Regions from separate parts of the Mus musculus genome. Here region 1 is linked to region 2. The links are chromatin loops, found by intact Hi-C in ENCODE. Cell type or tissue: heart. All regions are shown on one strand. Links, peaks and the distances in the headings refer to the core of each region. The heading gives the core; the rest is flanking DNA. Region 1 holds the start of Fnbp4 (formin binding protein 4). Region 2 holds the start of Slc39a13 (solute carrier family 39 (metal ion transporter), member 13).

Region 1 (2,906 bases), core at 195-2,694, 320 kb before region 2:
TATTATTATTTTATTAATTTATTGTTATTATTGTTATCTTTGAGACAAGATCTCACTTTGTAAGCTCTGGTAATATGCATACCTGGCTAGACTCACTTGAAATCTTCCTACCTCTGTCTCCACTGAAATTATAGACATGAACCATGACAACTACTTCCAGTGTTATTAGAACACTTCAGTAGCTCTCCAGGAGTACAGTGCACCATCTTTAGGCATTATTTCTCATCTTCTGGCCTGCTGTCATTAGTCTAGAAGCAATCAGGGATGGGTGGAAGGAGTGGGTCCTGGAGAAAATCAGCATTATCTTGCGTGGTAACTATCTCTGGGGAGAACATTAATGACTCAGGATGTCACCTGACTCTAGGAATGGGGAACAAGGAAGACTCAAAATGTAAAGAGCTCAGCCTCAAGGTGGAGGAGTTGGAGGTAGGGCAAAAAAGTAGTGTTTACAGAAGTAGGATGAGGTAAGGCTTCGGTATCCCATATGAACAGTTTGACTGTTTCCAAGGTCCAGTCATTTTCCCTACTAATCACGTCGTATTTCGTTTTAAAGAGCCTACTGGGGCTGGAGAAATGGCTCAGCGGTTAAGAGCACTGACTGCTCTTCCAAAGGTCCTGAGTTCAAATCCGAGCAACTACATGGTGGCTCACAACCATCTGTAATGAGATCTGATACCCTCTTGTGTATCACAGCTACAGTTTACTTACATTTAATAAATAAATAAACCTTTGGGTTGGGGCGAGCGGGGCTGGAGCAAGAAAGTGGGGAGAGAGCCTACCGTAAACCCATCACTTGGGAAGCAGAGGCAGGCGGATTTCTGAGTTCCAGGCCAGCCTGGTCTACAAAGTGAGTTCCAGGACAACCAGGGCTACACAGAGAAACCCTGTCTCGAAAATCAAAAACAAAACCAAAACAAAACAGAAAAAGCCTACCGATGTATAAACACCCAGCATCATCATTGTTTAATACTATACCCCAAAGAAGCTACAATAACCAAGAGAACTTGCAGAAGGGTGCAATGTATCTTTATCTTCCTCAAAGACAAACAGCAATAAGCAGCTGAAAATAGCTACAAGATGGCGGACAAAGCCCTAAAGAAAAGACTTGGCTAACAGCGCATGGTGCAACCCCAGTCTAAGGAAGTCGCACACACCGCGGGCCCTTCCGCACTATTGGCGCGAAGTCCTGTCTTTTCCCTTTGCTATTGGCTACCGAGTCCGTCTCAAGTCAAAACAGCCAATCGCCTTTTCCCTGAACAAAGCCCACCCACCATGGATGGAGCGGAACGTGCGTAAAAGCACCGGGGCGCAGGCCGCATGCGCAAGTGCACCGCGCCGGTTAAAAGCGGATCTCCTCGGGAGGCGGTGCCACGGTTCATGAATATTGATTACGCACCGGGGCGCTGTGCGCCCGCCCCACTAATCTGCCGTCGTTCGCTGCTCGCGCTCCGGCTCATGATGGGGAAGAAGTCCCGGGCGGTACCCGGCCGCAGGCCTATCCTGCAGCTCTCTCCACCGGGTCCTCGGAGCAGCACCCCGGGCCGGGATCCCGACCCCGATCCGGATCCCGAGGCAGATTCGACTGCGGCGGCGACAAGCCAGTCAGCGCCGGCAGCAGCGACGGCGGCGGCCGCGACGTCGCCCGCGGTGCCTGCCTCCGCTGCCCCAGAGGACTCGCCTTCAGAAGGTAAGGGCGCGCGAGAGGAGCCCTGCTTTTATTTGGGACGTCTGAAACTCGAGCACGGGGCTTGCGGCCTAGGTTCCCGGGTGTCTCTTCGGACCCGGTGAAGAAGAGAAACCCTGGCGGGCGAGGTACACCTCGGCTGCCAGCGATCTGGGGCCCGCGGGACGGCGGTCGGGGACTCTGGGAGGCGGAAGGCCGGGCCCGGACTCATCTGAGGCGCCTTTGCGGTGCAGGGGTTTCTCCCCGGAACCTGTGCCGTCCACCGAGGCTTGGGACCCCAAATGTCTCCTAGATGACTCCCTTCGATCTTAATAACGCAGAAGGTGGAGGGCAATTTCCACGTGCGAGCCTTGAGGCGGTTGAACCTGGCCTTCTCTACTTGTCACGCTTGGTTTCGTTTTTGTTGAAATGGAGACACCACTCTTTAGAAGTGAACAAACCCATATTTTTTTCTTATGCTAGACAAAGCATCGGTAACCCCAGACTTAAGGGAAAGTGACAAAACCTGTGTGTGGGCTTTTCTGGAATTGTGTTTGGGTTTAGGGTAACAATTGCATGGAGTAGATGCCGGAGAAGCTATACTGTATCAAACATTAAGAATCAGATTAATAGGATGTACATAACGTGTGGAAACGTGCAGAAGTATTTATGCATGTTAATTGTTAAGTATTGCAGGTGCCATTTTCATAGTGTTCACGTTCTTACTGTCGCTACCACTAAATGAATGGAAGGGTAGATCAGCTTGTTTTTTGTCTTCTTAGTTTGCATCAGTGATACACGCTGGTTTTATAAGTTGATTCAGGCTGAAGGTCAAGCTTTGGACCCTGGCCCACTGACTGACTGCAGCTTCCTTTTGTGCATTCCAAATACAGATGAACAAGAAGTGGTGGTGGAGGTCCCCAACGTTGTTCAGAACCCTCCAACACCAGTCATGACCACCAGACCGACAGCCGTCAAGGCAACAGGTAGAGATTTTTGTTGTTGTTTTTGCCTTTCCCTTAAAATATCTTTTATTAAGTTGAAAGATAAAAGTGTGCAGCTGGGTTGTTGGATGGTTAAATGTTGCTAATTTATTATTTCTCATAAAAAGTCGTTGAAGCTTTTCTAGGATTGGGGTTGCATATCAGTGGTGAGATGCAAAACTCTGGGTTCCACTCTTGGCTTACAAAAATGGATTAACAAAAAATAAATAAATCTTTCCTGAGGGCTTGCTGTGTATAAA
Region 2 (2,906 bases), core at 189-2,688:
TCTGCCCATCTACACGTCTCCCAAGAACCACACATATTTTCCTTCTGAGCTGGCTCCAGCCTATGTGTCAATGTGTCCGCCTGAGGCTAAACTTTCCTTAATGACTGGGTGAGGCACTGGCTGGGCTCCTTCAGCCACCGGAGGAGGGACCATCCCTGTTGGGTGCCTCTAGCTGCCAGGAGAGGCTTGGCTGCCAGAATGTGCCGGTAAAGACACCCCAGGGTCTAAAGCCAGCACTGTTTAGCTTGATGGCGTGGTACAAAGAAACACAGGTGGGGAAACTGAGTCATAGTCCAAACCTCTTCCTCCTAAATGATCTTATTCTTGGGCACCAAGAGACAAGAGGTGGGGCTGAAGAGAAGAGATGCCTCACAGTTGCCAGAGCCAGAGGCTGTGGTAACTAACTTATGGCTAATTAATTTGGTGCTCTAGATTGTTAACTGACTGTAGTCCCTTATGAGCCTGAGCCTCAGTGTCCTCATCAGGGAATGGATGAGGTAACAGAGCTCCCTAACAGCGATGAATATGAGGTGAACTTGACAATGCAGGTAGCTGCTGGCATCGAGGAGGGAATGCAAGTCCTCTGAATGCCAGGGGAGGTCTGAAGCACTCGCAGAAGGAATGTGCTCTGCAGACTGATGGCAGCCGGATGGGGATGTGAGTCAACCAAGCCAGAAGTTCAATCTGGAAAGTTTAAATGTGATCTGCCCCGTCTTCTACTGGCTGTGACCTTGAAACTGCCTCAGTTTCCTCATCTGCCAATGGATGTTAAGAGAGAAATCATCGGTCTCTGATTGGTGGGCTACAAGCCTATGTCTGGAATCTTCAGGCCATAATTAGTGACCCCTGCCCCAGCCCTCCCCGACCCCTCGCGGCCGCCACTGCCAACACCAGCACAAACAAACGAGCAAAGCTTCACTGGGACCAAGGCAGGCCCTCGCCAGGCCAAGACCTTAGCGGGTCATGCAGAGGCAAGGGGGGACCACAGGTTCAGCAGAGAAGTATGGGGTATGGAGAGAAAGGAGAAAGCAAGAGAAAGGAAAGTCAATAAAATGAGCTAGAATGTCTGGTGGAAGGAGAAGACAAGAAGCGGGGCAGCAGGGAGGGCTGAGGGGCAGAGCGTGGGACGTCAGAGGTAAAGAGCCAAAGAGCAGGCAAGTTCAACTCCTAAACTGAGGACGAGTCGCGACAGGTTTGGGAACTGACACGGTCCATCCCGCCCCGGACGCCGGCCTGAGGGTCCAGCGATCACTCACCGCGCAGTGGCAGAGGTGGCAGCGGCAGCAGATGCAGCGCTCCGGGCGGGCCCGGCCATCCAGCTGCAGTGTCGCGCCCCGCCCCGCTCTGCCTCGCCCGGCCCCACCACTAGGCCCCCAGCCCGGAGCCACCCCCGGCGTGCAGCCACGTCACACGGGACAGTCCGGAACCCGACGCGCGCGGCTCCGGGGGGCTAGACGGAGCGACGGCGGGGGAGGCGCTTCCGCCTCATACCATGGGGGACCCGCGCGGTCAGCGCACTTCCGCTCGGGGCGGATTCTGGGGCTGCGGGGAGAGTAGGACGGAAGTGGGTACCCTCGTGGGCATCGCGTTTAGCCAAGTTAAGCTAGGGTGAGGGCGGCACCCACGCGGGAACCGGGATCAACAGGGCGGCGGGGCTTCAGTGTGGCGTCCTTCTGAGGATGCAGTTCCAGCAGTGGCCACACGGGGGCGCGCACGGCTGCCAAACCGCTCCGTCCCGGGACGAGAGCAGGGCTATGGCTCTCTGAGTCAGCAGGCCTGGCTCCTCCATGAGCTAGGGAAAGGGGAAGTGCCTGCCGCAAGGAGGGGCCTGGCTCTGGGTACCTCAGAAGAGGGAATTTTATTCTTACTCATCGAATTATTTTTATGCTTTGGTTTTTCACTTGGAACCTCAGGCCACCGTCTCCAGGACTGTAACCCTTTGAAGTCCAGTACACGTTTCTAGAGCCTGTGCCCTGGAATTTCAAGCCAGGATACAACAAAGGACTTGGTGTTCTCTTACCCTGACAAAGCTGTACCTGAACTCTTAGACCGAAGGAGCAGTTAGTGGCAATAACAATGGCTACAGTTCTCTGATCTAGGGTAGCCCTTTACTGACCATTTACTCAGTAATCAGTGTTAACTTTACCAAATCGTTTTTATCTTTCAGGTGGGTACTGACTGTTGACCTAGGGTCAGACATATGTCACACATATGGCAGAGGCGGAATTCAACTTGGATGTACCTCTCCCTAGGGCGTGCGATGGCCACCTCATGTCTAAGCTGGAGCTAAGGTGTGGATGTGGCCTAACACCCCCCACTCCTTTGCGATCCGATACATGTTTGCATCCTTCTCTGGGAATCAGCCAGTAACTGACATGGAAGACATTCAGCAGAGGCCGAATGAGTGCTCCCCTGGGCTGGCTGTGACAGAGTGAGGGGCTCATTAGTCCTCACCTACCATTGCGGCTCTCTATGGTCCCTTGTTCCTTCTGGGCGCTCCGAGAGCAGACCGAACTCACACATCACAGTTGATGCCCTACCTCACAGTGTGTGTTTGTGTGTGTGGTTGTTGTTGTTGTTGTCGTTTTACTTTGAGATTGGTTCTATGTAGCCCTAACCCCCTGCCTGTTCTGGAACTTTCTATGTAGATGTGGCTGACTTTGAACCTACAGAGATCTGCCTACTTCTACCTCCTCAGTGCTAGAATTAAATACGTGTGCCACCACTCTTGGTTTATTTATTTATATATTTTTGACATAAGGTCTCATGTAGACTACCCCTAAACTTATTATATAGCAGAGAATGACCTGGAACCTGTGGACTGCCTGGATAGATGTGCCCTCCTACATCCAGTTTATGCAGTGCTGACAGCCTGGGCATTGTGTGTGCCAGGCAAGTACTCTATC

What was found. Hi-C counts contacts between places; a loop is a spot of excess contacts. Peaks named below come from ENCODE experiments on the same cell type or tissue, not always from the same donor. Only the 100,000 strongest peaks of a DNase experiment are listed, where the experiment ranks them.
Region 1: a loop joins it to region 2, with 2.3 times the contacts of the local background. A loop is called at or near these places in 1 of 42 quality-filtered maps.

Annotation. Positions count from the first base shown.
Region 1 is chr2:90,744,140-90,747,045 of GRCm38, forward strand. Fnbp4 (formin binding protein 4) reads left to right here and starts at 1,419. Exons shown (of 17, transcript NM_018828.3): 1 at 1,419-1,687; 2 at 2,557-2,649. The coding sequence starts at 1,459. In heart, for the core only: CTCF peaks have their summits at 1,425 and 1,629; a DNase peak (open chromatin) is centred at 1,252; H3K4me3 peaks cover 2,405 bases; H3K27ac peaks cover 2,500 bases.
Region 2 is chr2:91,068,899-91,071,804 of GRCm38, forward strand. It overlaps Slc39a13 (solute carrier family 39 (metal ion transporter), member 13), which reads right to left and starts at 1,417. Exons shown (of 10, transcript NM_026721.3): 1 at 1,257-1,417. Gm39874 (predicted gene, 39874) reads left to right here and starts at 1,453. Exons shown (of 2, transcript NR_166131.1): 1 at 1,453-1,608; 2 at 2,168-2,725. In heart, for the core only: a CTCF peak has its summit at 1,677 (motif pointing right); DNase peaks (open chromatin) are centred at 933, 1,573 and 2,403; H3K4me3 peaks cover 2,363 bases; H3K27ac peaks cover 2,302 bases.